Linked DNA regions of Homo sapiens: regions 2, 3 and 4 are each linked to region 1. The links are chromatin loops, found by intact Hi-C in ENCODE. Cell type or tissue: gastrocnemius medialis. All regions are shown on one strand. Region 1 overlaps PRKN (parkin RBR E3 ubiquitin protein ligase). Region 2 overlaps PRKN (parkin RBR E3 ubiquitin protein ligase). Region 3 overlaps PRKN (parkin RBR E3 ubiquitin protein ligase). Region 4 overlaps PRKN (parkin RBR E3 ubiquitin protein ligase).

What was found. Peaks named below come from ENCODE experiments on the same cell type or tissue, not always from the same donor. Only the 100,000 strongest peaks of a DNase experiment are listed, where the experiment ranks them.
Region 2: it touches region 1 in a loop (18-fold over the local background); 12 of 110 quality-filtered maps call a loop at or near these places.
Region 3: it touches region 1 in a loop (6-fold over the local background); 22 of 110 quality-filtered maps call a loop at or near these places.
Region 4: it touches region 1 in a loop (4-fold over the local background); 3 of 110 quality-filtered maps call a loop at or near these places.

What each region holds. Positions count from the first base shown.
Region 1 is chr6:161,389,273-161,397,272 of GRCh38, reverse strand. All of the region lies in intron 9 of PRKN (parkin RBR E3 ubiquitin protein ligase), which reads left to right. Among named protein-coding and RNA genes, the nearest start is that of AGPAT4, 120 kb to the right of the region's middle. In gastrocnemius medialis, a CTCF peak has its summit at 3,273 (motif pointing left); a DNase peak (open chromatin) is centred at 3,211; H3K4me3 peaks cover 316 bases; H3K27ac peaks cover 301 bases.
Region 2 is chr6:161,495,627-161,503,626 of GRCh38, reverse strand. All of the region lies in intron 9 of PRKN (parkin RBR E3 ubiquitin protein ligase), which reads left to right. Among named protein-coding and RNA genes, the nearest start is that of AGPAT4, 230 kb to the right of the region's middle. RefSeq lists an enhancer at 4,812-5,313. In gastrocnemius medialis, a CTCF peak has its summit at 4,972 (motif pointing right); a DNase peak (open chromatin) is centred at 5,076.
Region 3 is chr6:161,693,065-161,701,064 of GRCh38, reverse strand. All of the region lies in intron 7 of PRKN (parkin RBR E3 ubiquitin protein ligase), which reads left to right. Among named protein-coding and RNA genes, the nearest start is that of AGPAT4, 420 kb to the right of the region's middle. In gastrocnemius medialis, no CTCF peak of the experiment used is centred here; no DNase peak of the experiment used is centred here.
Region 4 is chr6:161,440,748-161,448,747 of GRCh38, reverse strand. All of the region lies in intron 9 of PRKN (parkin RBR E3 ubiquitin protein ligase), which reads left to right. It overlaps LOC124901456 (a long non-coding RNA gene), which reads right to left. Exons shown (of 3, transcript XR_007059861.1): 2 at 1-3,731. Among named protein-coding and RNA genes, the nearest start is that of AGPAT4, 170 kb to the right of the region's middle. RefSeq lists enhancers at 4,017-4,521, 4,522-5,028 and a silencer at 6,365-6,565. In gastrocnemius medialis, no CTCF peak of the experiment used is centred here; DNase peaks (open chromatin) are centred at 3,147 and 4,067; H3K4me3 peaks cover 370 bases; H3K27ac peaks cover 1,993 bases.

The DNA of each region.
Region 1 (8,000 bases):
TTAGCTGTAAGCTACTTGACTCCAGCACCTGGATTGCCACAAAGAGACACTGATCACCTACTATGTTCTAGCACCTGGATCTTGGGAAGACAAAGATGAATAAGATACAAATCCTATCCCTTTAGAAGAGGAGATAGGTGGAGACAGTTTCATATAGAGGGTGAAACAGTTTAATAGAGGTATGAGTAAGAAACAGGGCTTGGGAAGAAAACACCTTGATCATTTTGGCTGAGGCTGCAGGGGAAAGGGGCCAGAACAGGTATACCTGCAGGGCACCTATGAGACTGCTCAACATACAATAAAGGGTTAATGTATCATTTTGACTGATTGATTGATTGATCATTGAGGAGCTGCAAAACCTCCAAAGACAAAAGTCTGTAAGATGTGCTGGCAGGGTGTCCCCAAACATGTTCAGGCCTCTTTCCAAAGCTGGCCTTGCCCCAAGTTGCCCAGGGCGGGCCCAGGTATTCAGGGAAAGCATTTCGCCTCCCCTGCTGTGCTAGAGAGCATAAGGATACCCACAGGCACATGGGACAAATTGGGCTCAAATTGCCATATGGCTTGGATTTCACATTTTTACTGGCGTAGCGTAATCATTTCTACAGAGTCTAGTGCCTTGCTGCAGATTGTAAATGATAAGGTCACGAGGATTAGGGACCAGTTAAAAATTATAGAAGACATATGCTGTGCGTTTTACTAATGAATGGCCATATTCAAACATGTTCACTAATTAATGGCAATATTTGAATGGGCCCACTAATGAATGGCGATGTTTGAAAGTGGCATTGAATTTGATACTCTGTGACCAGTGCTCCAGTTCTAGAAGGAGCCAACTGCTCCATAAGGTCTGAGAAATGCTCATTTTAAAGCAAAATTGGGCAGGCCTTGCAGGATGGTAAAGGGAATTCTCAGTTAGATATTGAAATTTGCCCGCCAAGAAGTTTGTTTAGATGAACAGGATGGTGTGAACATATCATTGAACAAGAGTTCCAGCTTGCAACCAGGTCCTACCTTAGCCTTTGGGAACAAGGTAAGCCATGACACAAATGCCAGAGCTGGGGACCTTGGAAGATAAGGACTGTCCCCATAGGAATTGTTTTCAGAAATGGTTACAGTAAAGAGAAAGTAAGAAAAGAGGCGGGGGATTAGGGACCGAGAGCATACAGCACTCCCACCCCAGCTTCCCCTGTCCTCTGGCAGACTGCTGCAGTCAGGTCACCTGGCAAGCGTCACTGAGAGCCAAGTCTGCAAAGCTGAGGCTCACGACACAGCCACAAGTGAGGGAAGCTGCCGTTCCCCCATTCACTGTTTCTTTCTCTCTAACCTGGACCTCTAATTTGTTGGCTGTCTGTGTTTAAAGCCGCTGAGCTTAAATTCATTACAAGTCCTTTCCTGGCAGGCGGGCCAGATTCAGGCCCATCAGAATGAGACGACCAGCTCCATGTGTGTTGAGCTGAGGAAAGTCAGAGTGAGCCTGACCACAGGCCACTCCTGACCCAGCTTTGGCTGTGTAGACAAGACTTAAACGTGGTCAGAGTAATTGCTTTGGCTAGGAACACAACTCTGTGGTGACAAAACATGTATAAAGAAGGTCTTAGCAAAAGTGCTGGGATGTATTTGATATTCTTTTAAAGCAGCTTGACAAAGGCGGTGGTTGAGACCACAGCGTGTTGGGGAAGCAGCTTCCACCCACCTTGCTGCTAAGCCTGTGACTGACAAGGCTCGCGAAAGCAATCAAAATGGAAAGTCCATATGCCCTTGGACCCAGCTATTTCATGTCTAGAAATTTCTGCTACAGATTTCCTTTCACATGTGTGAAATGACCTGAAGAGCGGGACATTCCCTGCAGCTTTGTTTGTCATGGCAAAATATTGGAAGGACCTAAATGCTGATCGGAGGGGCTGGTGAAATGAACGAAGGCACATCTATCCACTGGAATATTGTGTGGCTGTTCAGGAAGAATGGAGCAGCTCTCCGTGTGCTAATAGACAGCCATCTGTAGCATGCATTAAACGAAAAACCAACAAGCAGAGTACAGCACATTATACAATGTTTTATAGGGTATTTTTGTTTAAAAATAGCATAAATTGATGATTGAGTGCAGAACATATTTCTGGAACAATACCTATACAAACAGGTGACAGTGATTGTCTCTGGGAAGCTATGTAGCTGACCAAGGAGGAAAGGAGACATTTTTCACAATGTACCTTTTGAATCTGTGCTACCTGCACATATTTTGCATTCAAAGAATACCTACTTTTTAAAAATCCATGACTCTGCAAATGATATTTCAGTAACGCTCTTAAAGAAAAGAAAAAAATAAATGGCCAATACACATTTTTAAGTTTATTTTCCCTTTAAGTTATGGTAAAAATCAAAACTATTTTGGAGTAGGAAGTAAATGTAAATGTCTTTGTCCGTAATTATAGACTGGATAGTTAATTCCCAGCAGAACCATTGTCAGGAGGACCACCTTATCATGGATCTTTTAATGTGAGGTGCTGAGGTCAGCCTGTTGAAAGTAAGCTCAGTGGGTCTTTTCTCCTCATTGCATGAACTCATCTTCTCTGAGGGGCCCTAGTTCTGAGACAGGTGGTACTAAAGTTTCCTACTAGACGGTACTCATAGTGAGTGGGTCAGTGCAGACTGCACAACTGAAAGATGGGATGGTTACGTGCACGCGCATGATGATAGATGTTGGTGTAAGAAAAGGGGATTTTCGGGGATCTTTTCAGAGCTTGCAAGAATGGAAATTAAACCAAAGAAAGTAAGGACCTGTTCAAAGAGCAAACCTAAAACAAAAATAAGCCTAGGGCTGCAGGGTGTTGGAGGTCACAATATTTTGTGGGAAACTAATTGGCATTGTTTAATATCCCTGGGGATTAGTACAGAATTTGTGAAAGACAAAGGAACGTGGGTACTCTACAGAGCTGTATCCAGCCTCCTGAAAATTCTTTCTTTTTAGCCCTTTGGAGACCACACATAGAACACTGTCTTCGTCTGTTTGCATTTGGAGCTTAGCACAGTTTAAGATTGCCTCACACCATGAGAGTCTGTGATTTTAAGATGTTGTGTACTTGAAAGGAAATAACCTTACTTTCTTCTTTTCAAAATTGTGTTTTAATGCATTATAATCTAACACCATCTCCGTTCTGTGGCACTGTCTTGTCAGAACGAGTTTTGCATATATCAGCGGCTGGTGACTCATAGGGAGACTTCCTCTCTTGATAGATTCCCTTTACAGAGGCTGGACTTACGTATCTCTGCTGCCATCTTCTGGAAAGCTACACACCAAAAAGAAAAATATTTCATCTATTCCCAAAGAAGTACAAATGTGTGCTTCATGCCTTTGATGTTTGCCTTGACTCTAGTAAGGGGTCCTAAGATGGTATTTGATTCTCTCCTATTCTTTTAACACAGAATTTCAGAGCCGTGGAAGAAAAATAAATGCACATAATAGAATGCTTTTATAATAGATGCAGCCATGATAGAAAACAGGCACAAAGAAATCTTGGCTTCCATAGAGAGATCATCATCAAGCCTTATTTTAAGGGTCATTGCTTGTAGGTACCTACTGGCTCTCAACCTGATTGATCAGCAGCCACTGGAATATTCCGATTGCATTAGAAGCTGTTCATTTGCTTCCTTTTCATGCTTCCACAGAGAAAGTACACATACAGCCCCTTTTGAATGTGTTCATTATGGAAATATGGGAAAGCAAACTCAAACATCAATCAAATGACTACTGCACTGACATGATATTGAATGAGAGGCATGATGGGCCATTCACATAGCTCTCTGGTAGTACAGAGCGTCTAAGGGGGCTGACAGTGACTTACCTCAGCATGTATACCAGCAAAGAGAGGCCTCATCCCTTTCTAGACAGCAGTCTTATGTCTTATGAGTAGTTTACAAGTGTGGCATTTCTGGGGAGGTGTCAGTTTTACCCGAGATTCACATAACAGTCATTATTATCAGTATACTGGGAACTGCTTTAATTAACAAGGCGCTTACTACCCTCTTATTTTTCTACAGACTCTTACCACTTGTTAAACATCATAGCCCCATGGAGAAAACTATTTGTTGTGTTGTTGTGTTTACTGTGTACCAGAAACTGTGTTAAATATTCTTTATCTTATTATTTCTTCTTTGTAGATGCAAAAAAGCTCAAGCAAAGAGATGTTGGGATCACACAGATAATAAATGATCCAAGAGGCCTCAGACTCCGGGTCTCTCTACCTCAAAGGGTTCACTTCTAAACACTAATCTACATCTGGTATTTAAACATGTAAAGATCTAGTACACGATTTCACAGATTAAAATGTGCTATTCTTTTATATGTTGCCTAGGGCCAAGATTTTACTCATCCTAAAAGTAAATACTCAACACATATTAGTTGCAAGACAAAAATATGACTTCAATGTTAAGAATAGTTTAGCTATTATGCAATAGAAAAAAATTGGCTTATTGAATTTAGCCTCTATTAAATCTTTTTTTTTTTATTCTATACCTCCTTTTAGGCATTTAGGATAAGCTGATGACTAGAATTAAGTTAAAAGTGTGGCACCAAGCTCTCAAGCTTGAAAACATACCAAGGAGAATGTATTAGGTGACCATGTTTATTGTCAAATGAAAGGAAACCACCACACTGTTGGAAGTGGTGAACTTTCTCCTGGTGTTGAATTCTGAGAGGAATTTGCCATATGGCTACCTGGAATTTATATATGTATATATATATAGCGAGAGAGAGAGAGAGAGAGAGAGAGAGGTTTGAACTATAATTTTGCAAATAACAGGGAAAGTTTAAATAGTTTTCATTACATCAGTTCTTTTGCAAAAGATTGGGAATAAAGTGACCTTGTTAAATTTTTTCTTTTTCTTTTTTTTTGGAGACAGAGTCTCACCCTGTCACCCAGGCTGGAGTGCAATGGCACAATCTTGGCTCACTGCAACCTCCGCCTCCAGGGTTCAAACGGTTCTCCTGCCTCAGCCTCCCAAGTAGCTGGGATTACAGGTGCCTGCCACCATGCCAGCTAATTTTTGTATTGGTGGTTCACACCTGTAATCCCAGCACTTTGGGAGGCCGAGGCAGGCGGATCACGAGGTCAGGGTTCGAGACCAGCTTGGCCAAGACGGTGAAACCCCGTCTCTATTAAAAATAATTTGTTTCTATAGGAGCTTTATCAGCCAGAGCTTCACCAGAGAGACCAGACCAGCAGGATGCTTATATCAAATATACATACACATACACACATATATGCATATATATGTGTATATCCCTACATATATATACATGCAGGCACACATTGTATCTATATATCTGTGTATACACAGATATATGGAGAGATTTACTGGAAGGAAGTGGCTTACACGGTTTCAGGGCTGGGTAGGCACCTCCTAAATCCACAGAGTGGCCATCAGGAAGGGCAGGCTGGAACTCTTGAGCACAGCCTGACGCTGCTGTCCACAGGTGAAATCTCTTCTTCCTCAGGGAAGGCTCAGTTATGCTCTTAGGCCTTTCCACAGATTGAATCAGCCCCCTTCAGGTTATCTAGGATAATCTCTCTTACTTAAAATAAACTGATTATAGATCCTAGTCACATCTACAAGAAAGCTTCACAGAAACACCAAGATTAGTGTCTGCTTGAGTAACTGAGGACCATAGCCTAGCCAAGTTAATACATAAACTCTCGTCACAGGGACTATAATACAGTCCATGTGTTTGATTGCCTTCTAACCAAATCTATAAGGGAATAGACTTTAGAGAGCCAATGAAATAAGTATGTATTATTTTATGATTGTTTAAAGACATTTAAAATTTCTCGAAAAAAAAAAACAACTCTACGGAAATGGATCACATTTGTTAGATCCACCACAAGAGAAGACAATCCTGAAAATGTATACGGTATAAACAGGACTCCATGTTTCCTGGTATACTAACTTCCATTCGGTTAATGTTGACTCATAAGGTTTGGAGAGGTATTATGCAGCTTAAGGGAGCCTCAGCAAATGTAAGACCATTTTTAAGTAATAGCAAATCCCTGGGTAAATTTCAGCCTTCTACATGGTTGGTTAAAGAAGGATCCAGGCGCCCCAGATATGAGACATGCAGCTCAGCAGAATGGATGTGAAAATGTTGGAGCTAGGTCTGCTTTCTTCCCCGGCAAGCTTTTTCTCTAGAAACAGCTATGCCATGGGAAGTGTTTGCAAACTGGCCCGAACACTGTCTTAAGAAGGAGTTTTGTATCTGCCTAACCCAGAGTTCCCCAGAATTCTGTTCCCCATGCCCTTAGCGGTTCAGTACATTTTTCACGGTATTTCTAGGCCAAAAGAAATGCCTAACAGTTGTGGTTATGAAAGGTTTTGTACCACGTAGCATAGTAAGAATTAATGTCATAACGACTTAATAGTTATCTGAAATGATAATTCACACAAATGGAAGGAAAAATTAGCTTTATTTTATTCTTAAAAATAATCACGTCTTGGCCAGGCACGGTGGCTCATGCCTGTAATCCCAGCACTTTGGGAGGCCGAGGCGGGTGGATCACCTGAGGTCAGGAGTTCAAGACCAGCCTGACCAACATGGTGAAATCCCGTCTTTACTAAAAATACAAAAATTAGCCGGGCGTGGTGGCAGGCGCCTGTAGTCCCAGCTACTCAGGAGGCTGAGACGGGAGAATTGCTTGAACCCGGGAGGCGGAGGTTGCAGTGAGCCGAGATGGTGCCACTGCACTCCAGCCTGGGCAACAGAGCAAGACTCTGTCTCAATAAATAAATAAATAAATAAATCACATCTTTGTTCCAAATGGATGTTTACATGGTATTTGTTTTCTATTCTGGTAACTTCCAAAAGCCCACCTTTGCAAAGATACAATGTCACCAAAAGGAAAATAGCACAATCTACATTAACACTGGGAACTACCTTGAGTTAATAAATCACATAGTGTTCAATAGCCATGCTGTGTTTTACTTAAAATTCTAGAATATCCCAGGCACCCCTGTGAGTTTGTTACAGTACCGCAGGGCACTCTGGTGCGTAGTGTGAGAACTGAAGGTTGAGAGTCTTGAGTCCTGGATAATGTAATTGAAAACCCAAACATTTTCAAGATCAAATCAGACCTTCTACATTGCACATGAGACAGATTCATGTTACTTAATTGGGAAGGACCACTGCATGATAGATCTAAATTTAAATTATACTTTGAATAGAAGCAAATTAGCCAGTGCCTCCCTGTGAAGTCATCACCGGAATATTCCTGCAGCATTTGCTTGCCTTTTGCCATGCTAAAGTGGGGAGGCTTTCATTTGATATGCTCTTCCCTTTCTCTTATTTCTCAATAGTCCATTCTTTGTAGTACTGGTGTGAAAGGGAATTTAATGTCTTTGTGTCAGGAAAAGCCTATTTATTCTGACAAACTGATCAGCCTCCAGGGTGTTCCTCTACCATGAAACTGATTTTATATCTCATCCACGAGCTAATAAGATGTGAACGGTTTTCCCTTTCACACCAACAGATAAGATTTGCTTCTCTAGAAAGCAGTGGGCTGAGACCCCATTGCCAGTTCTCCATGATTGGGCCTCCCGTCCACATTTTTCCAACAAAGCATGTAAGAGCAGAGGAATGAGTGTGAGGCAGACCCAAGTATTAACAGATAAATGTTTTTAAAAATAGGAGAAAATCCTAGAACTCAACTCACTATTCAGTGAATTCGCTTTTAGTTCAGAGAAAATAAGATGTCAGAAGCTGAAACCAGGTAATGTTGGTGATTTGTGTAAGGACGTTCTGATGCACACACGCTGTCCCACCAACCTTTAAATAAAGTTTACATTTCACTAAATTTGAGTTCAGTCTCTCTGCTGTGAGAAGAAATAAGAATATAATATGCTAAAAGTGATGGCTTGAAGATCAATTGTGGCATATCTCTGAAGAGATTGTTTCCTTATAAAATGCTTTTCCTTTTTGTTTCTGATGTCCTGAGATTAAAATACTTTTCAGATGA
Region 2 (8,000 bases), 110 kb before region 1:
ACCCAGCTAGACTAGGTCGCCCCCATAGCCCCCTCAGTCCAGTCCCTCACCTCCATAAACCTCTGTTAAATGAGGGTAATTAATAAGTATCTACCTCCTGGGGCCGTTGCAGCCATTAAGTGAGTTAAAACATGTAAAAGTCTTAGTGCAGTGGGGGCAAAGGTTATTTAGTGGCAGAGGTTATTTAGGATGAAAATGGTACTTATCCCATATATTTGTGGTGAGAATGACCTGAATAACCCACAGAAAGAGCACAGTGTGCAGCAAACAGAAGTTCATGAGTCTTGGCTATTGTATAAAAGACTTTTTTATGACTTGTTCAGACAAGATTAAAATCTTCAGAATGACAGCCATAAATTCATCAAGACTCTACGGTACAGCAGCAGCCCCCTCCCGTTCTACCCTCCTTTTAGTCAATCTAGTATTACAAGTAGCACCCAGGCCTTCCAGATCCCATCTCCTCCCTCTACATGGGAGATCAGTTTGCCTTTATAATACACACCTGCTGTTAGCCTTGGGCCAGAAGACATACCCTGAAAGTCACTAGAACCATTCGTTCATCAACCATAAAATAGTAAGATTTCCAACATATTAAGAAGTTTCTATCAGACATGGTGCTTAACATTGGATATGTATCATCTAACTCAATCCTTGCCACAAATGCATGAAGTAAGTGCTGTTCTCCTCCTACAATTAAAATGAAGAAAGTGAAGGTTAAAGCAATTAAGCGACATCCCCAGGGTTACGCACCTACTAAGCTGTGGAGTCAGGTTTTTAATCCAGAGCCTTCTACTCCAGAGCATGTACTTATAACCATTCCACACCTGTCCTTCCCACACATTCACCGTAGAGCATGGATCAGAGCCACCTCATACCCTCACCGACACTGCTCCACCATCATTAGTCCTAGCCGATAACACTGTGTTCTAACTATTATCTTTCCATAAATGCACTGGTACTCCAGAGGTTGCTACTCCCAAATCCCCCATTTCTCTCTTCCCTGCTTGTTACTGGTCCCCTCCTTCAGGATACTCTTACTATCCTCATCCCTACCAGTCAATGCACATAAATGACAGCTCACATTATCCCATTTTTTAAATGTGGGAATGGATTCCAGAGTCGGGATGTTGCTTCAGAAGAGAAGGGGTGGGAAGGCAAGTAGCTTGGGGTGCTGGGAAACCTTGCTAATTTCCCAGGGTTGGTTAGAAGGGGTCCTTTACCATCAGTCATGTTTACTTCTAGAAGCTCTCCTTTTGATGTCATTGGTTTTCTGCACAGCCAAACATTGTTCATGAGCTTAGAGAAAATATTGTTATTGGCTTGGTTGACAGCGTCTTAATCTCTTTATGTCTCAGCGTCCTCAGCTATAACATAGGGATAGGAGTAGTGCCTCTCCCAAAGAGTGCAAACTTAATCAATTGACTAATGATAAGCATGTGCAGTGCATGGCCCAAAATGGACATGATTAGCAACAATGATGATCAGGATAATGCATTTCAGAGTTGCTTCATGTGATCCACAAAAAGCAGTTTTTAACACAACTCATAAAAAAGCTTTTATGCCCAGATGATTCAGTGATCCAGGTATTCCTTCTCACATGGCTGATAACTAAGACATGCAGACTTTCTCTCTCATGTCACTCACTGACAGCGCATCTTAGAAACGTAGTGTTATATCTTCCCCCAGAACAGCCGCATCTTAGAAACGTAGGGTTATATCTTCATATCTTGGTGTTACATCCTCAGCCTCAGGATGCTGCTGTGGCTGAGGCTGTGCTGCCTGAAGGAAACCCCTGTCTGTCCAAGGCCTGTCTGTTTGGTTTATAGACCCACACAACCCATGGCTCAAGAAGCCACTGAGCCTTGTACAAATTCACAATGTGAGATGCTATAGAGAACAAATGACCAGTTTCTCCAGCATCTGAGAGGCGTGGAGTACAAAGCAGAAGAGAGACAGTTGCAGATGGCAGACAAGTCAAACAACCACTTGAACATCTGGGCTGGGTGTGAAGCCTGATTTCTGATTCCTGGAAACAGACCAACCATTAAAAAAAAAGCATTCAACAGTCTGGGAGAAAATATTGCAAAAGACCTATCGGATAAAGGGACTATTACCAAAATATACAAAGAACTTTTCAAAATTGACAGTAAGAAAACTATCAACAAGATTAAAAATGGGCAAAAGAGCTGAACAGAAACCTCACCGAAAAAAGATATACAGATGCAAAAAAGCATATGAAAAGATGTTCAACATCATATGTCATTTGGCATTTGCAAATTAAAACAATGAGATACCTCTACACACCTACTAAAATGGCCAAAACCCAAAACATGGATGCCACCAGATGCTGGGGAGGATGTGGAGCTCCAGGAACTCTCATTCACTGTTGGTGGGAATGCAAAATGGTACAGTCTCTTTGGAAGACAGTCTGGCAGTTTCTTAGAAAACTAAACACAGCCGGGCACAATGGCTCTTGCCTGTAATCCCAGCGCTTGGGAGGTTGAGGCAGGCAGATCACGAGGTCAGGAGTTCGAGACTAGCCTGGCAATATGGTGAAACCCCGTCTCTACTAAAAATACAAAAATTAGCCAGGCATGGTGGCGAGTACCAGTAGTCCCAGCTACTTGGGAGTCTGAGGCAGGAGAATCGCTTGAACCCAGGAGGCGGAGGTTGCAGTGAGCCAAGATTGCGCCATTGCACTCCAGCCCGGGCGACAGAGGGAGACTTGGTCTCAAAAAAAAAAAAAAAAAGAAAAAAAAAAACTAAACTAAACATACGCTTACCATATGATCTAGCAAACATGCTTCTTGGTATTTACTTGAATTAGTTGAAAACTTATGTATACAACTAAACCTTCATACAGATATTGACAGCAGATTTATTCATAATTGACAAATCTGGGAAGCAACCAAGGTGTCCTTCAGTCGATGAATGGATAAATAAACTGGTACTTCCAGACAGTGAGATATTATTCCATGCTAAAAAGAAACGTACTGTCAAGCCATGGGAAGACATAGAGGAACCTTAAGTGCATATTACCAGTGAAAGATGCCAATCTGAAAAGACTACATACTGTGTGGTTTCAGCTATATGATATTCTAGAAAAGGCAAAACTCTGGACACAGTAAAAAGATCCATGATTGTCAGGGGTTTGGGGAGGAAAGGATGAGTATGTGGAGCACTGAGGGTTTTCAGGACCATGAAACTCTTTTGTATAATACTGCAGAGGTGGATAAATGTTATACATTTGTCCAAACCCATAGGAAGTACAGCACCAGGAGTGAACCTCATGTAAACTGAGGACTTTGGGTGATGATGTGTCAATGTACATTTTGCATTTATAACAAATGTACCACTCTTGTGGGGAACACTGATAGTGGGGGAGGCTGTGCATGTATAGGGGAGAGGGGAGAGGGGAGCTCTCTGTACTCTGCTCAATTTTGCCGTGAAATTAAACTGTCTTTAAAAATAATCTCTATTGAAAAATGAAAAATTCTAAAAGTTTTGACACAACTGACTTTAGATAATAGTAAGGATGCATTGATTTTCATTAACATTTCAACTGCACCTTAAAGATGCGTGAGATTTTGTAAGGAAACATGGCCGAAGGACTTTTGGCAAAGACACTGCATGAACAAAAGTGGGGAAGGAGGAGAGTGAGGGCAGCATTCAGAAGACAACTTGGTGTTCAGTTTATCTGTAATCTTGGGAACAGCTGCGGTTTCAAATAATTCATTGTATTATTCCTGGACACCATTTCAGAAATCATAGCATTTTGGCATCCAAATTCTACCTTCTGAAGGGTCTTTCAAAGCTAGAAGAGAATAAAAATTCTTTACCCATTCGTAGAACTTGGTTCTGAATATATGATGACCTCAGCCACAGAGCAGTAATTCTCAAGATTAATTGTGCCTAAGAATTGTCAAGGGAAAGGGTTACTTATGGAAAATGCAGAAACCACCACCACCTCGAATCCAGTAGGTCTGAAATGAAACCTGCAATCTGCATTTTTCACGAGCAACTCAGCTAACTTGGATCCAGGTGGACCAGGGACCACATTTTCAGAAGTCAAACCATAGAGGTAGATGCAAGAGGCTAGAAGAGAGGTCCCACATTCCAAAGCCAATAAGAAGCAACAGGTGACATGAACGAGAGAAATGAGGGGTGGGAAACACTGATCTTAGCTTTTCACTTTCATACTTAGGAGAATTATGCACTCCACAAAGAAATACACTCTTTCTCTTACTTTTAGAAAAACACAGCCCTTTCCCACTTTTGATAGAGACATGGGACAGAAATATTTCCCTATATGCAACAGACATTTATGTGTAATGACAAATAGCAACTGAAGGGAAGGAGTGGAGGCCCAGGGTGTCCTCATTCTTCACTTTAGCAAGGGAAGTTTAGGATGCATCTTTTACGTTGATCTCCCAATCTGTAAATGTTGTCTTAGATTCTTTTCAAGCACTCTGTGAGCCAAAAAAAAAAAAAAAATGTGTGTGTGTGTGTGTCCAGACCCTGCTCACAAGCCACCAGTTGTGACCTTTGAACGAAACCCTAGCTGGGAAGGTTGGTTTGGACTAGATCACAGGGTTTCAGCCTGAGTTCTGAGAAATGTGCGGAGGTTGCAAAGCATCGGGGGCTTCAGTAGAAGATAAAGAAGAATCTCAATCCTCCCCCATCCCCATACACACACACTCACCCCATCTCACTCTTCAACATGACCATCTCTGCTTTTATTATGTATAGGTGTTCCAAAGCATATTTCACTTGAAAAATAGAATGTAGCCGCTAGAATTCCCAAAGAATATCCTGGATGTATTAGTCAGCACAGACTAAAGTCTGTTGCAGTAACAAACAACTTCAACATTTCAGTGGTTTGAAACAACAAAGGTTTGTTTCTCACGCGTAAGGCCTGTCCAATAGGGTTGGCAGGGAGACTGATGTGACCTCGTTCTCCATCAGGGTCGGCAGGTGGAGCCCTTCCTTCAGGAAGCAGGATGGTGGGAGGGATGGAGAGTTGAGTGCCAGAAATTAAAGGCTCTGGCCTCAAGTTACACATGTCATTGCCACCCACATTTCATTGGCCAAACAAGGCATTTGACGACATCTAACTGGGTTAGGACAGCACACCCTTCCCACAAGCTCTCAGGGAGAAGGGAGCTGAAGACCCTGTGAGCAGTGTGAATGGCTGGCACGGCGGGGTCATGTGGTGTGTTGGGAGGAGGCTTGAATTCCAAACCAGAGAGTGAGCTTTTATTTACTGAGGAATAGGAATTATAATGGGATCGTTGAGGAGAGGAGTAACATAACAAATGTAATAAATACAAACACTAATTATAAAAAGCTAAATATTCCATTTATTAATTAATACACTCTATAACATGATACTGATTTGCAGCCTGAATAAAAATCCCCTTGGTGAGCAGAGGTTTCTATCAGCTAAATTATGAATAGTATAGGTTAGAAATTGATTAACAATAATTTGTCTTTTTTCCCACATGTGAATTTAACCAATCTAATAAGAGCTTTATAAATAACTAATGAAAAAAGCCAGTCTCAGTGCTTGTGAGTCCTCCCACTGTGGAAAATTAGACCCATCTATTGAAGAACAAATATCCCCTCATGGAAGCAAAGGTTTCCTCTCTCCCGTCATTTGATCAGATTTAGAAGCATAATTACCATCATGCAATTTGAACTAAATATATTAAAGTATTTCTTTGAAGTGAAAATAATTGGAAAGCATCAGGAACAAGCCTTTCTATTTGAGACACCTTGGGAGGAGAGTTAGCCTCAACAAAGGCTGAAGCAGCTACAGCTACTGATCCCTGCTGCCGACTTCCCACCCACCTTGGCAACAGAACCAGGCAGAATCCTGGTCTCATCTTGTTTGCATTTGATGTGAATTCTGTCAAAAGGAAGAGATAATTGAGCTAGAGTTAGCCTTCTGAATTGAAAGGGAAAGGAGCGAGAAGAGCAGCTGAAAATACTTTGTGGTGCAAAGTATTCAGTCTGTAAGTGGGATATGGTGTGTGTGTGTGTGTGTGTGAGAGAGAGAGAGAGAGAGAGAGACATGTAAGCACTGTGCACACACACAGACTTGAGAATTGTACCCTTGACTCTTTTCAATGGGAATACAGAGTTTTAAAAAGGAGTAATATCTGTCTCTTATCTCTCCTAATTTATTCCCAGTTCAAGACAGAGGAGCAAGAACTTTTTTTTCTTTAAAGGATAACCTTTGCCAGAGGGTCTGTTTTGAAGGAGGAATGTCTGTGAGAGCTGAATGATGATGTCTCTCTTTCTTCCTGTAGTGGGGACACCCTGTCCTCCACTCGCCCTTACCTGGGAAGTTGTCCTAAGGAGGTACAAATCCCTTCCACTCCTTGGCAGAGCTTCCTGTACTTCTTTACCTGACTTTTCATGTTGGGAGTGAGGAAGTACTGATAAGTGCCCCTCCTGCAGGCCACTAGCCAGCAATGCCGCCTGGCCCTGGCCTGTGGGCTGACCCCTGGGAACAGGCTGTGGAGTCGTAGCCAGGAGGAACGGGCATGCCAGCAGGTTTGTGACGGGTTTTCTGCCTTGATGTATTTGCTCCTAGGGCTGCCATTATAAAGTGCCACAAGCCGGGTGGCGTAGAACAGCAGAAATGTGTTGTCTCACGGTTCTGGAGGCCAGAAGTCTGAAATCAAGGTGCCTCCAAGGTCATGTTCCTCTGAAACCCATGGGGAAGAATCCCTCCTTGCATCTTCTGGCTTCTGGTGTTTGCCAGCAATCCTTGGCTTGTGGCTGTGTCACTCCAGTCTCTGCTCCCATCATCTCATGGCCACCTTCTTGCTGTGTCTCCCTCCTCTTCTTCTGAGGATGCCAGCCATGTTTCAGTTAGAGCCAACCTACTTTGGTATGACCTTATGATATGGTTTGGCTGTGTCCCCACCCAAATATCCCTTAAATTGTAATAATCCCCACAGATCAAGGGCTGGGCCAGGTGGAGATAATTGAATCATGGGGGTGGCTTTCCCCATACTGTCCTTGTGGTAGTGAATAAGTCTCACAAGATCTGATGGTTTTATAAAGGGGAGGTCCCCTGCACATGCTCTCTTGCCTGCCACCACGTAAGACGTGCCTTTGCTCCTCATTGGCCTTCCGCCATGATTGTGAGGCCTCCCCAGCCATGTGGAACTGTGAGTCAGTTAAATCTCTTTCCTTTATAAATTACCCAGTGTCGAGTATGTCTTTATTAGCAGCATGAGACCAGACTAATACACCTTACCTTGACTAATTACATCCACAATGACACTATTTCCAAAGAAGATCTCATTCCAAGGTACTGGGTGTTAGGACATCAGCATATCTTTGTAAGGGATACAACTCAACCCATGACACTCAGGCCACTCGATCCTCCCAGCTAGCCTTGCCTGTGTGCACTGTCATTCTGATGCTCTCTAACAGGAACCAGGAAAATCTAAAGAGATTCTGTATTCCCATCAAACCGGGAAGGGCAAGAGCACATCACTTACATGTTAAGCCTCTTAATTACATTTATTCTTTGAACAAATGTTTGGCACTTCTATGTGCTAAGCACTGTGCCAAGTGCCCAGAAGATGGTCACAGCATGCCCCCATGACACAGAGGTCTAGAACGAACACCAACATTAAATAACCCTGTGCACGGATGCTGAGAAAGGGGAAGCTCAGGGTGCCATGGTAGTATGGAGTGAGGGCTGTAACCTAGTCTTCAGAACATTAGAAAGGCCTCCCTGCTGAAATAAAGCTTCACTGAGACCTGAAGGAAGAGTTGGGTCTAACCCCACCAAGAGAGCACGGAATTAGATTCTAGAAATGATGAAAGTAAATGAAGATGACCGTGCTTGTCATAGATGAACAATAGTTGTGTGAACAAAACAGGAACCTCTTTCTCTCAGGACATGGTCCCCATGGCTGGCTCTGTGGTAAGGAAACAGAAGCTCCCGTCTGTGGCTCTGCTGTCCCTTGAGCGTGCTC
Region 3 (8,000 bases), 300 kb before region 1:
GACTGGCACAAGACTTTCCTAATAAATCTCAAGGGTTGTTTTTCTAACTCTATAAAATGAAGTTGTCTTTCTTAGATATGCTATATCTATACAGACAAACAAAATAAAACACCAGGCAGTCAGCTGCTACATACTGACCATGTAACCAGCCTACATAATTTGAAATATAACCTTCATTACAATTCCTTTTGGGGGTCCCAAATTGGATCAGATCTTCATTTCATATTTCTTTGGCTAGAGTGTAATAAGACCAGGTTTGAGAAAATGACACAGTAGACTGCAATTTCAAATTCCAAATGTCCTTATCCTAAAACACTACAGGGAAGAATTTCTCAGGACCAAAATGTCCTCTCAGTAAGAAGTTGCTTTTGGTACAAATGGAAGTTTAATAAGACAGTTGGTCACCTAGTTTGAATTTCTTATGTTGTGCTCACAGGCAGGAAACAAATGTTTGGTTTGGTTTTAGTTGGACATATCCTTAAATTTACTCCAGGAAATGGGGAAGTTGTAGCCTCCAACAGCTAACCCCATTACCTGATATACATCAGGTCCCTAATCAGATCTGAATTGAGGTGACCCTGTGCCCTGGAGGAATACTGGTAAGTAAACAGGGCAATGTAATTGAGTGGAGAAGTGCTGATGGGAAGTTCAGGGTCTTCTATCAGGGCCACTGAAGCCAAACTTTGGTGGGAGAAATAATTGGACTTTCCCAAGAAAACAACATGCAGCTGAGGCCTAAAGAATAAGTAGGAATTAGCCAGGATCAAAGAGGTTAGAAGGAAAGTTTTCCAGAAATAGAGAACTTCTAATAAGAAGACCCCAAATCAAGGTGAAGTAGGGTATGTTGAAGGAATTAAGAGGAATTAGTATAGCCAAGGAGAGCTGGGGAGGTAAACGAGGGCCAAACAGGCACTGCAATTGGAAAAGAAGATGGAAAAGATGTTCAAAGATGGGGAACATGGTGTCCTACTAGATGGCATCTAGTAGTGCAGTGATTAAAGGGCTTATAACAGCAACAAAGGTGGGAACCAAAGGAAGACAAAGCAGGTCAAGGAAGATTAGAAATACCCATGACTGCAGACCCTGCAGGCCACTAATAGTGTCCAACAAAGGCTTCTAAAGCTCTCCAACCAATTCAAAGTTGTAGATAATGGACAGGAGGGAAAAACAAAGGATTATGTAATTTGGAAATAGTTGAAGTAACTGCACATGTTGAAAGTGTACAGTCTGATACATGTTGTTGTATGTACACATCGGTGAAACCACCCTCACCATCAGGACGGTGAACTTCTCTATCACCCCCAAGAGTTTCCTCATCCTTTGTAATCCCTTCCTCTGACACAACCCTGTCTTTCCCCATCCATAGGCAACCACTGTGCTTGTTGTCAATGCAGATTACTTTGCATTTCCTGAAATTTTTATTATATAAATAGAATAATACAACCTGTACTCTTATTAGGTCTGGCTTTTTATACTCAGCCTAATTATATTGAGATACACGGTATTGAGATTATAGATTATATTAAGGTTATCCATGTTGTAACTTATCAATGGAATAGTTCATTCCTTTTTATTCATTCTTTTGGAGACATTTCACAGTTTGTTATCCGTTTACCTGTTGGTGGACGTTTGGGTCATTCCACTTTGGAACTATTAAAAATAAAACTGTTATGACTATTTACAACTTTATGAACATATGGTTTAATTTCTATTGGGTAAATACTTAGGAGTGGAATAACTGGGCCATTTGGATAGTGTATGTTTCTATTTTCCAAAGTGGTTGTACCATTGTACCTTCCCACTAGCAGTGAATCAGGGTTCCATTTCCTCCACCTCATTCTCAACACTTGATATGCTTCATGTTTTAAATTTTGGTTTTATTCTAATAGGTGTGGTTTTAATTTGCATTCTCTTAATGACTAACGATGTTGAGCCTCTTTTCATGTGCTCATTTGCCACCCTTGTATCTTCTTTTGTGAGGCATCCATTCAACTCTTTTGCCACTACTTAATTACACTTTTATTATTGAGTTTTTAGAGTGATTTCTATACTCTAGTTACATGTCCTTTATCAGATACATGAAAATATTTTCTCCCAAGGTAAAGGTTGCTGTTTCAGTCTTTTAATAGTGTCTTTCAAAGAGCAGATCTTTTCACTTTGATGAAGTCCAGTTTGTCAGTTTGTTCTTTTATGGATCATGCTTTTCTCTTCTGTTTTCTGCTAGAACTTTTATAGTTTAGTGTTTTACCTTTATATCTATTATTCATTTTGTGCAAATCAGTGGGAATCAAAGTTTATTTGCATATGAATATCAAATTATGTTAGCATTACTTGTTAAATATACTGTTTTCTCCTGACAGAATTGCCTTTGTACTTCTGTCAAAAAATCAATTGTCCATATATGTGAGGTTCTATCTATGAACTCTCTATCCTTTTGTCTTGATCTATTCTGTTTGTACCAATACCACATTATTCTGATAATTGTACATTTCTAATAAGTCTTAAAAGCAGATAGTGTTAGTTGTTCAGATTTGTCCTTTTAAAAAAACAGTTTACATATTCTAAGTCATTTGCCCTTCCACATAAACTTTAGAATCAGTTGATCAATTTCTCCAAATTAGGATTTATTCTAACTACTGTGGTTTCTTAGACAAATTTAGACTCTAGGCATTATCCTGAATAAATATTTGTTTCAATGGATGAATAATTTACCTTTGCTTGACTTGTATAGTATTTTTATGTGTTGGTGTTATTTTCTCCATTGTAAATTCTCCAATTTGTTGATCTGTAAGGCCCATTATCCTACTATATCCTTCTGGCTACATGTAGCCTGTCTGCATATTTGTATTTGGTGTGATTTTTTTTGCATGTTGTTGACATTTTAAATATATAGATCTTTAAGTGTAACTTGAAGTTTAGGCCATTGTTATTTAATTGATTCACTCCTTCAATCTAATCACAATTTAATTTAATTAGTCTCATATTAGAAGCTTTTGTTGGATTTTGACCCATGTTGTATGTTTTATAAGTAAGCATGTTTCTTTACTAAAGTGTTAGGTGTGAAATTATGGCCCATTAATCCAAGACATGAAAAGAAACACTTGGAACCTTTTATAAGGGTAATTGTTGGGAGTAATGAATCTATAAATACAGAATTGAGGGAAAACTAATAAAAATGAAAAATAAAAATGTAAAATGGCCTACATGAACATGGACCCTGACATTTAAAAAATTGTTCCACAATTAGAAAATGCCAGGGATTGATTTTCAGTAATTGTCCCTCCTTGATGTTTAATTAAAGAGTATTTTCAACTTAAAGGTCATGGTGAATTGAGTTTTCCTGGATAATGGTCAATGACAATGTGTTTGAAACAGATATTGAACTTACCAATGGCTTACAAGATTAGAGAAGAGAGGCAGGGAGACATTCTAATTCTGCTATTCAGTCCTGGGGAGAGAAAGAATACTGTTTTACATACTATCAGTTCAGAGGAGCAAATTAACCAACAACAAAGATAAAGAACGTTGAGACTAGAGACTGAATTTGTTGGACTTTATGAGAGGGCAAGCTTACATTTGGAATATTTTATTGTAGGAGCCCAGGTTGTACAGGGGCTGTGAGTAAAGAGTGCTCTTACTGAAGCAACAGCCTGCTAGAGCACAGTTGCTACATAGAGAAAGAGATGCCTTCATCTTTGTAGCTTTTCATAGGAAGCACGTAATTCACAGCAAATATTATAATGTGTGCATTCCATGATATCATTGTCTTTCCTTCTCTCCTAAAAGTTAGAGATTACAAATATCAGCTCTTCAAATTCCACATTACCAGAGGATGAGTTTCAAGAAAGGTGTCATCCCAAGTGGAGAATCACTTATAGTTTCCTTATTTCAGATACTATATTATGATCCACTCATACTTTGCTGCTAAGGGACTAACAGGCTACTTCACACGGAGCCACACAGACAGAAAGTGCAGGATCCTTGAAAAGTTTGTGTAGTTTAAATGACCCTGAGGTGCTGCCAGATCCAGGGAACACTGAGAACAGGGAAGCTACATTATGTGCAATGAATACTGGCTCTGTGCATGTGATCCAGGCAATCACCATTTCAATGAAAGAATGTAGGGCTTACATGTTCTCTTTAGTTTCTGAGTCATGCACAGTTCTACCTACAAAAAATCAGCAAATCGGGAAGTTGGATGCTTAGTACTGAGGCTGACTGAGCATGCAAATATCATTTTTTACAATAAAATCACAAAGTAGTAGTGCATTTGTGTGAATAGCATGAATTAGCTAAATTTAACATACATATTCCTATCTATGGTGCTTCTGAAATAATCTTAACAATAAATAAAACTTTGTAAGAGGGTAGAATTAGATACTTGAAATGCACTGATTGGGTTATATATGTCTAGATCTACATCTAGACTCACATGTATGCCTGCATGATACTGTGCAAGCTGTTACAGAAATAGAAAGACCAACGTTAGCCTCCAAGTTGACCACTAAATATATGTTATTACCAATAGCCTTGAAACTTTGCAGAAGAATTTAGGAATATCCTTAGATTTAGATACGTTCCTCAACTGGACATCTGGCATGTTGAAAACCTGAGGGCATGAAGTGAATGGTCTAGTCTACTTTTACACTGTAGTGGGGCATTTAAGTAAATTACATGGTACAAAACAGAGTTCTTCCCTTTATTTGTTCAGCAGATTTTAGTTCAGCAGAGTTTAGAAACTTCCAAATATCCCGTCCAAATATTTTAAGTCATAAAAATAGGGTGTCAACCCTGAAAGGACATTTATTCAGGATCAAGGCCTTGAAGAATGGGGTCTCTTAACTATGGGAAAAAAATGGTTTTCCAAAATTCTATAATGCTTACCATTTCCAAGCCCTTTTTATCTACTGATTGTCATCTGACTCTCTGCTAGCTATTTAATATCTTCTCTTTCATGCTGTATCCTGGACTGGGTCTTGTGTCCTATAGCTTCATCGCTCTTCTAAGGAGAGATGTATGTAATGCTTTGGAATAATGAGAGACGTATGTAATGCTTGGATGTTCTATGCAGATATGAGAATGCATGGCCTGTTTTTAAACACTTCTTCAGCCTCTGTCCGCCACCCAGTCCACTATGTAATCAGAAAAGTATTTCTCATCGTCTATTTGCTTAAAATTGATCACGCTATGATCTAAGCTCACTCTTCCTATTTTCTATTTTATGGAATTGAAAAACACCTCCTCACTCTTTTCTCTGTAAATGTCCTGTGCTCTCATGATTGACTGTACCGTTTCCAACTTTCTCTTCCAGGGTTTTGTCCCCATTAATCCTCACCCTGTCTCTCATCTTTCCCTCTAGCAGCCGCTTCTATGGAAAGATCTCAGACTTACAGGAAAAGACTTCTGCTCTACAAAGATGTCCTTGCCTTCTCAGTTGTCTTTAGGTTCCTTTCAAAATGGTTCAGACTCTTCATTTTGTGGAGTTAAGGCTCAAAATGCAACACTTTTGAGTGAGGTTACCAGGTAAACTTGCATTCACTTTGCTGGTGTAAATAACTGAGATCAGGCCTTTGCTGAGAACACATGTGGATTTGGGAAGACACTGAGTGCCCAATAGGGTGGTTACTAGTACACCAAGAAGTGGGCAAAGAGCAACAAAAGTGTTAGGAGCGGAAGAACCCCATTTACCCCTGGACTGGACATTATTAGATCAAAACTGCTTTCTCTGTCATTTGTTCATCATTATAGAGGAACCTCTCTCATTTCAGGTAGTTGAAAACAATTTTCTTGGCTCCCGGTATATTCTACCTCCATGGTTCTTCCTTTGAGCTTTTCCATTCCTTTTGTAGCCAGTTGGGGGCAGTGCTAATCTTCTCAATTCTATTGCCCTTAACCAAGGCAGGATATAATCAGTCATTAGGCAAAACCGTGTCCTAGTCCACAGTCCTGGGGCTGGTAGGGATGTCAGAGGCCACCTGGGTTGACCTGGGAGCCTGTAGCCTGTGACTACACAGGGATTGGCAGGCTTCAATGTAGATTGGAATTGCCTGGGGAGGTTTTTAAGAAATGCCGATGCCTGGGTCCCACCGAGGACAATTAATGATGAGGTCTGGGCATCTGAGTTTAGTGAATGCCCACCAGGAGATTCTGATCCCGCAGTGAGTGTCAAGCCACAGTTCGGGACTTCTAAGTACTGGGAGCCCCCACTTCACAAAGCTGCCAATTCTGTTTTCTACACAGCACAACTCAGCTGAGAATTCTTCCTTAGTTTGCATTGAAATCTGTAACTGTCATCCTCATGTTAGCAAACAGGGAGTCTGTCACCCATACGGTCCAGGTGAAAAAGTGGGAACTTTAACCACTGATTCCAAGAAGATTCACTATTTGAGAATCCAAAAAGGGATTTGGACAGTTAGATAGATGTGCATCCAGTTCTTAGTCAAAACCGAGTATTGGGATGTAATGGACATGATGTGATTGTCTGGAATTTCTTATTTAAGGAAAGGTGGGAAATTCCATCCTTTTCTACAGTTAAAAATTAAAAAAAAAATCCATAGTGACCTTTGCCCAAATAAAGAGGGGTAGGGTTATTTCATAGCAGTTATAAATTGCACACTGTGTGCCTAATTGCTTAAAAAAAAACCCCAAAGGGTATTTACGTTATGTATATTGTACCACAATTCAAAATTTAAAAGGACAACATTATGTGAAGTGCATCTGATTGGTATTTTACTGTTTTGATTTTTTTCTAGTCAGACTCAGTATACAGTTGATCCACTATGATGGGTTACATCATAGTCCATGGTCAAAATCTTTTTTTCTTATTATTATTACTATTAACAATCTCTAATTCAGTGCTGTAAACTATGGATGGAAGAAATAATCTGGTAAATGAAGGATATCAAAAGTTCTCTGTAACCTTTGTTGTGTTGTTGTTAAATGCAAAGGGGCTTTCGTGTGTCAAGCAGCAACGTGCTGATGCAGGTCTGATTCTAAGTGCTGTGTTTTAGAGAATGCTTGAGGTAACACCATTCAGAGTTTTCTTTTCTTTTTCCTTTCTGTCTTTTGAGGATGTCCTTCACTGAAGTACAAGGACATTTACAAGGATTTCTAGGCTTCTCCATCACTGCTTAGTGCCTGTGGCCAATCTATCTGTGATATACGGTAAATATTTTCCCTTGCAGGAAAAGGGCTTAGAGCTATTTCTCTGCATTGATTGAGCACATTAGACTAATATTTATCCATTTGAAACTTTGGGAATTGGCCATACATCATTTAGTAGCTGTGCACCCATTATGAAAAGTAATTGTATATTAGTATTTCCAAAAATTTACATCTGGGGTAGAAAACCTGTCAATCACAAATGTTTTCGTGATGATTACATTGGGGAAAATTAGAATTGCTCATGATAATGTGGTTGTTAATTTTAAAAGACATGTGACTTTTCCAATATTAGAAAGAAATGAGAGGGTTTCTAATACTTTATTTCAGGATCATTTTGAACCCCAGAGCTATGGCCTCCACAACTCCTATTGCTGGTCATAATTGTATGTATTGTTCAGCAGAGACACATAATTTTGGGTATCTCTTTCCTGAGAATTGAATATAAAAAAAGTGCCCAAACTTGCCAACTTTCATTCCTTGGTCCACCTGTAGTCAACCATCACCTGGCTGGGTGACTAAGTCACATACATTTTCCCCATGAAGGAAATCTGATAAGATAAAACACCCATACTCCTGTAAAGAATGGAGGGAAAAAAATACACCATGATTTATTTTTAGATAAATTAAAAGACAGAAAAAATCTATCTTTCGAACAAAGAGATCTATGTTGGTATTGCCCTGTGTGCCATTTAAAATGACATTATATTGGTTTTCAGAAATATTTAGGGCTAGTTTTTCTTCTATGTTTTATAAGCTTTTTAAATTATCTCCTTTTTATGTTTATGTGTTTTTTTAATTCTAAAGACATCTATTTTTATGATCAGAAAAATATTTTT
Region 4 (8,000 bases), 51 kb before region 1:
CCCAGATCTGCAGGGAGTGCCTTTCCAGCCAGAGATGTCTAGCCTCTTGCCCCCACAAATTAGGAGGAAGCAGATAAAAGCCTTGCACGTAATGTGTAGCAAAAATGCAAATATTTGGATGGAAAAGATATACGGGAACGTCAGCATAGATGCTACCTCGGGGGACAGAGAAAGAGAAAGAAGAGAAGAAAGACGGAAGAAACTGGGATAAGAGAATCGCAAGATCTTTATGTCTGTAACCTTTGCTTTTTACAAATTTGAAGCAAAAATGCCCCCCGAAATCAGCATTAAATCTAAGATGTGGATATGTGAGTCCTGATTACATTAGTCTTTGTATTTTCTGTGTTTTGGAACAATTTCATTACATATGTGTATGTACACATACGTGTATATGCATGTGTATATGTCCATCTAAAATAATCAAAATGCTTAGGATCCAGTTAAGTAATTCATTCAAGGGCTGCATGGGAGTGGCCATTCAGAGATACGCAGACACCAAAGAATGATGAATTTCTGATATTCCAAGAATCCAGTGAAATATTACGGTGTGGGGAAAAGTGAAGATCTTTTATGGAGGCAAAAGGGAGGCGCTGAACAGAATCACGGTGTTTTCCATACAACGGCTAACACACAGATGTAAGATTTGATTGGCTACTGTTGACTTCACTCTAAGGGGGTTGCTTAGCATTTTATTATAAAGAGATAACAATGACCAAGGTCCCTACCTCCCACATCATTCAGTCTGGTTTGAATGAAGGCTATAAGTCTGGTTAAGGTCTAAGATCTCAACACAAAAATCAGGAAGCAGTGGTCACGCACCAGAGAGAAAAAACAGCCTGCTCTCACAACTCCATTTCCAGGGCTTAACTTTCCTCTAGGCCTGTGAAATTTGGAAGGTCCTGAAATTTTCTTTTGTTTTTACATATATGTATGTATGTGTTTAAAAGAAAAAGGAGGCCAGCCACGGTGGCTCATACCTGTAATCCCAGCACATTGGGAGGCCGAGGCGGGCTGATCATGAGGTCAGGAGATCGAGACCATCCTAGCTTACACGGTGAAACGCTGTGTCTACTAAAAATACAAAAAATTAGCCAGGCATGGTGGTGCATGCCTGTAGTCCCAGCTACTCGGGAGGCTGAGGCAGGAGCATCGCTTGAACCCGGGAGGCGGAGGTTGCAGTGAGCTGAGATCACTCCACTGCACTCCAGCCTGGGCGACAGAGAGAGACTCCATCTCAAGGAAAGGAAGGAAAGAAAGGATGGCAGAGGAATATGGGAGATTATTCTCCAACTTGTCTTCTTTACAGGGGGCCTTTTCTAAACTTAAACCAATACACAGAAGAAAAGTTATTTATAACTAAATCAAAATGTAAATTCATTTCTAATGAGTTCAGTTCTGAAAAGGTTTGGGGAATTCTGCTGTTAGGAGTTTCGAAGTGAATTTTAGGGTTTAGCCGCGGGAAACCCTAGATTGAGCATGTCAGAGAGAACCGAAGAATTTAGACACGCAGGAAAAGCTGGTCAATGAACAGCAGCCCATTCTCTGAGTGAAAAAGCAGCTTTCGGTTAACTTCACAGGGGGACTTAACTGTCCTAGTAGCAGGAAAGATGTTGCTATAGTAACGCTCAGTGTGGGGTGAGAAGGAAAATGGGATTAAAAAAGGATATTTTCCTTGTATTGACTTCTTTCCTTAAAGATCATTAAGAAGTCACCTACCCATAGCTAACAGAAAAGAAATCCTATTTAGCCTTAAGGGGGAAAAAAAGCCCACTTTTTCACCTGGGAAGGATAGGAGCTGCTCCCATGTCCTGGGGTACAGAGTAGCTTTTAACTGAATGTAGGGATATTTGGTTGAGGGAGTGGCTGTTGTCCTTTTCTATGTATACAGCAGAAAAATGGGTTGATGGATGGAATTAAATGGCAATTTAAAGAAATCCAAAGAGCTGTCTGTTCTGCAGTTGCCACCTCCCACGTGAACCTCCCTCATTCCTGGCTCCATATTCCTAGTGTGGGAGGATGGTTATAAATTAGATGAGGATGAATTGTTTCGTTTGTGCAGAGCTTTAATTTGATAGAAAGGGGAGGTCTAATAAATCATGGGTAGAAAAGAGGCTGCATTTAGTTTCAATCTTAAAGTACAGTTCAGGTTAACAAGGTTAAAAATAGATTGCTCCAGGAACAGGTATGAATTCCTCCATGACGCTCAGCCATCACAAACATCCTACTCCTTTTATGCTTCTACACAAAGTCAGATCTGGCTCAGACGCCAGGCTTCAGGGCACCAGAGTCTGCATCTGGTAGCGGGGAGGGCCTTTCCCCTCCCACAGCTGCATAGGTCCCAAGCCAGGCCCCTTTGGGTCTCAGTGTCTGCTGGCATCTCCCAGTTCCTCTAAGTCACACTTGGACCTCGAAACCTCCCCAAAGGCCTACAAGCATGGTGCTCCCTGCTCAGCCCCAGGCAGCCTCCAAGCCTCCCTTCCCAAAGGGAGAAATCAGAGAAATCCCTTCTCCAATTTTTTTGTTTTGTTCTGAGATAAGATCTCTCTCTGTTGCCAAGGCTGGAGTGCAGTGATACAATCCTAGCTTACTGTGGCCTCGACCTCCCCAGGCTCAGATGATCCTCCCACCACCCCACCACCACCCCATGCTCCAGATACCTGGGACCATAGGCATGTGCCACCACACCCAGCTAAGTTTTATATTTTTTATAGAGACAGGGTTTCACCATGTTGCCCAGGCTGGTCTCAAACTCCTGGGCTCAAACAGTTTGCCTCTCCTCTTTGTTTATGCTGCTGCCCTCTCTGCTCTGGTCCCTATCCCCGCCACTCCATCTCCCCACAGGAGGCTTTCCAGAACTAAGGCCTCTGAACTCTCCGGGCAAAGGAAACCACCACCCTGCAAGGCTGTCGATAGGGAAGGGAAGGGAAGGGAAGGGAAGGGAAGGGAAGGGAAACCCCTTGTATTCTTTGCTGGCGGCCAATAGCAGGAAAGTGGGCCCAGCTCATCACTCTGTGCAGTCACCTGGCCCCGCACGTGAAGGGAGACCATGCACTCTGCCCTGTGACACGCAGACCTGGTGCGGGGCAGCTGGCCTCTATCATGCTGCACCGATCCCATTCAGCTGCAGCACGGGTGGATGATACAGGTGGCCTCTTTCTCCTGCTGCCCTGTCAGACGCTGGGATGGCAGCCAGCTGACACTTCGATGCCTTGAAGTCCAGGAAAAGAGTCACAGTCATCTTCCTTCAAGCTTGGAGAAAGGACAGTCTTCCCTTATTCCACTCAGAGGTGTCCATGTGTAGGAGAAAGGGGAGGGTGGGCCTCAGCTCTCAGCTCCTCTGATCAATCTACGCTGCTTGACTCGGTGGCCAGGGGCACCACTGAGCCCCTCATGAGCCCCCAGCAACTGCATTCCAGCCCAAGTGGCCCTCCTCCCCTGGGTCAGTGCCGAGCACCAGCAGGTCACATGCGGTCTATGTTTTACAGTCCTGTCTTTGTGGTCAGGCAGCCTCTAAGTGGCCGTCAGAAAGTTGAGCCCCCTCTCCCCGTTCCTGTCTGACTGCTGTACACTCGTGCAGGGGGAGCTGTGTCAGCGCCGCGGCTTTGGAGAGGCTGAGCACGTCAAGTTCAAGAATTATGGGTTTTAGGCAGATGTGCCAGCCCTGGCATCTGGTCCCTGAAGCCCAGTCTACTCTTGGAATCCAGAGTAAAATGTAGGCAGGGGTTGGTTACCTAGAGATTAAAAAAACAAAAAAAGATATTGTGCCAAATGCCCTTTTTAGAAAAGACCATGCTAAGGATAAATGAAAATGAAGACTGGAGAGGTACTGGCTTTTTTTAAAAATAAATAACTATTACATACCTTAGCAAAACAGGAATAAATCTATTAAACTGATAACAAATACCTCTGGCCAAAACCACGGGAAGGCTTTTTTCAAAGCATTTGAAATGCAAAATAAACGACATGTAAAGATTCTGTCCGTACAGCATGTCAAGAGTGCCGTTTCATTCATCAAGGGGAACAAATGTTTCCACCGCCACGCGGTAGCGCTCGTGCAAAGCTCGCTGTTACTCAGGAGCCCTCGCTACCCGCAGACAGGCTGAGCACAGTGAATTAGCCTCTCAGGAGGAACTCAGCTTTTCAGAGCACAACCTCACCACGTCAATTAATATTTGCTGACTGAATGCCTGCTCTGCGTCTCCCACTAACCAGGGGCTGCAGGGACTTCTTGGAGCATGGCAAGCACCCCAAGCGCTAGTTTAGTCTAAATGGAAAAAGCATGCATGGAAATGGAAATGCCGGAGTAAATTCATGAGATCTAATGACCTTGAGGACTTCACACAGACATACACATTCCTGGAGGAAGGTGGTGGGGATGCTTTGGCTAAACCCATTACAGAGCACATTCTGTTCATCAGAGAATGTGTCTTTAAGGAAGAGAATCTCAATCGTTTGCTAAATAGGAAAGACAAGTTGACAGATGATTGGGAGCCTCTTCCAGGCAAGAGGATTTCCTTAGGAAGCTCACTCAGCCAGGCCCATCCCATGAAGCTGCCCTGGGATGGGTCCTGGAGAAGTGGTATCTGCAGCTCCCACCCGCTGGGCCTGGCCTGGCCGATTCCCAGTCCCCCAGTCCAGGAGCCAGAAGCTCCAGAGCTCACCGGCCCCACCCAGCCTCCCACACTTTTGCTCTTTGTCTGCCTAAGGCCTAAGCCTGGCGCCTCCTAGTTAGTTCGTGCACACTGAATCGAATTTCATGTAAATTAAATGCTAACAGGCTGCTGATGCCAGCATCTCTACCTTTGTCATTTAAAGTCACAGGCTCCTTAATGACTGCAATTAGGCAGCTCCGTTATTACTTGAGCTAGAGACGTTTAGAGAGGCATCTGTGATGGCAAAATGCTCAGCGTGCTCCACTCTTTCCATTAACCCCTTGGCTCTGCCTACCGGGGCATCAGTTTAGGCAGGAGTAATATTAGCAGCTGAAGCACACTTGTTTCTACCAAAGGTAAAACTGACTGAACTAATGACTGCGGAGGATTTCTTTCTCTTTTTTTCTTTTTTTTTAAATGGTTATGACCATTTAAAAAAACTGATTGTTCTTATAAATTGCAGTATGTACTGTCCACTCTGGGTTATCTATTTACCATTAATAATTTATATGGTGTGATTTGTAAAACTACTGTCAGGCTTCTTTCCTTACAATGTTACAAAGTCTGTGCGACAATGAACTTATCTTCCAGCGGGCATTGCGTGAGTACCTCTCAGGCTCCCACACCCTGTGGCGCTTCGTGGTACCATCAAACTCCTGCGCTTGATTTAGGCAATGCACGCCAGTTCCCCCGCCCCATGCAGGGCATGTGGTAAGTCACAGTGACATAGTATAAGACCACGCGTGTTGGAGGAACTTCACTCCCTGATTTTTTTTTTTTTTTTTTGAGACGGAGTCTTGCTCTGTCACCCAGGCTGGAGTGCAGTGGTATAATCTTGGCTCACTGCAACCTCTGCCTCCCAGGTTCAAGCAATTCTCCTGCCTCAGCCTCCCAAGTAGCTGGGATTACAGGCATGCACCACCACCACACCCAGCTAATTTTGTATTTTTAGTAGAGATGGGGTTTTTCCATGTTGGTCAGGCTGGCCTCGAACTCCCGACCTCAGGTGATCCACCCGCCTTGGCCTCCCAAAGTGCTGGTATTACAAGCATGAGCCACCGCGCCCGGCCTCGCTCCCTGATTCTAATCCCTACTCATTTTCTTCACCTCGAGCAGGTCAGTTAACCTCTCAGAGCCCCGATTTCCTCATCTGTGCACTGGGGAGAATGGCTTGCCTGAGGAGCAGCGTGGACACATTGGCAGTAAGTGAGAGGGTTTATGTTAAACTGCTGACAGATAGTGATATAAATGTTATGTTTAGTTGTTACGATGTCCAAAATGAAAGGGAAGAGAACCTCTCTTTTGCTTCCTGGCAGAGGCTCTCGGTAAGCTGTTCGTCTCCACGGCTGCATTCTAGCAACTTCGTTGAAAAGCATTCATGGGTGTTGGTGTGTAAGCGGGGCCCCGAAGGAACAGCTAAATTCCAAGCCACCTTCAGCTGGGAGTCCAGCCCGTCCAGTCCAAGACAGCGAAGGCCACCCTTGGTCCAGGTCGCCACCTTAGATACAAGCAGTGCTGCCCTTCCGCTTGGTGGTGCGGAACGGCACGCTATTCAGTGCCTTCTTGTACTCGCCCACTAAGGAGAAGGTCATGTGAATTATCCAAAAGATGAAGCCCGAGATTTTAAAATCATACTGAGTAATGGTTCTGAATAAAAGCCATTTGTTATGATCACTAAAGTAAACCTGTTTGTGGACAGTAAGAATAGTGTCTTAAATCTAGCCTTCAAGATTAAGGACTTTAAACTCATTTCATGGTGTATTTTTTGTGCTAATCATTTTATGTTTTTACTTATCGTAGGAGGTGGAAAGCCCCTTCAATGGCTCTGTACTGACTTTTGAAGTGGAGAAATAATTCTCCTTCAATTTCAGAGAAATTGAAGTTTACTTAAAGATGATTAAAAATCTTTCTGACAGACTTTGAGAAGGTCTCTCTTCTGACTGCTGTAATTTTAAATAATTCAGAGCCAGCTTGGCACATGTATGTTTATTAAAGTAGGGATGAAAATAAAACTCACTCGTGTGGCTGCATTAGCCCACTGAACAGTATTTCATCTTACATCGTCTCTATAACTTCTGAAGTGAAAACCAGAAACTCATTGGCGATGTCCTCCCTGCTTGCTGGGCTGATTGGCATGAGGCAGGGCCAGCTTTATCCACTTCCTGAAGACCATTCCTCCATGGTAGCCCCTTTGCCAGCCGCCAGACGCTCTTCTCAGAGACTCAGAACAGCAGGCCAGGGATGGAGGGAGGGAAGATGCCGGATGGCCGAGGAGCCCCCAGGCAGGTGGCAGCTGCAGCCTTGGCCCTTCCTGGGACCCTGAGGCCCCTGGGATGCCTTGGCAGCAGAACCTGTATCAGCAGGAGCAGCTCTGGGAACTGCGGGGAAGAACTGGAGCTCTCAGGACCCCAGATCCTCAGATCCTTTTTTTTTTTTTTTTTTTTTTTTTAAGAGACAGAGTCTTGCTCTGTTGCCCAGGCTGGAGTGCAGTGGCATGATCTCAGCTCACTGCAACCTCCACCTCCCAGGTTCAAGTGATTCTCCTGCCTTGGCCTCCCGAGTAGCTGGGATCACAGGCACGTGCCACCACGCCCAGCAAATTTTTGTATTTTTAGTAGATACGGGGTTTCACCACGTTGGCCAGGCTGGTTTCAAACTCCTGACCTCAAGTGATCCGCCCGCCTTGGCCTCCCAAAGTGCTGGGATTGTAGGCATGAACCACCGCACCTGGACAGGACCCCAGACTCTTTCTGTAGCTCACAAATCAACAAAATTAGTAAGTATGTGAACTGTGATGCAGAGCTTCCAACCACATCCCAAACTGCCATGGACTGCGCTTCTCTTCACGCTCGAGCAGTGATGGCTGAGCACCATGCTTCTCCGCAGAGCTGAGCTGCTCTTTCTTGCTCCTCACCAGGTTCTCTCCTGCTCCTCCTGCGGTGGCCACAGCTTTGGCTGTGCTGTGTTTTGTGCCGCAGATAGGCCCTTTCTGACTTTATTTGACTAACCCCCCAGAACCCCTGATGGTGTTTAGCTGGCCAAAATTCAAAAATCCCTCTGAGATGCTTGTAGTTCAGAACATTTTTGTTAGGAAAATCCTCTCTCTCTTTACCAATGAGATTTTGCAAGAACAATCCCATCTTTCTCTTTGTCTTTCAGCTGACATTTTAGTCTTAAATTTTCTAGGGACACCTTCAGTTCAGCCTCTTATCACATTAGACTCTTATTTGTATTCTGGAGAGATGCTGGTCTTTAATATTCTCGAAGACAAATAAAGAACCCTCAGAAAACCCAGGGCCATTCTACTTTCTACCTTCAGTCCTGAATGATGTCAGGGAGCTCTCAGGA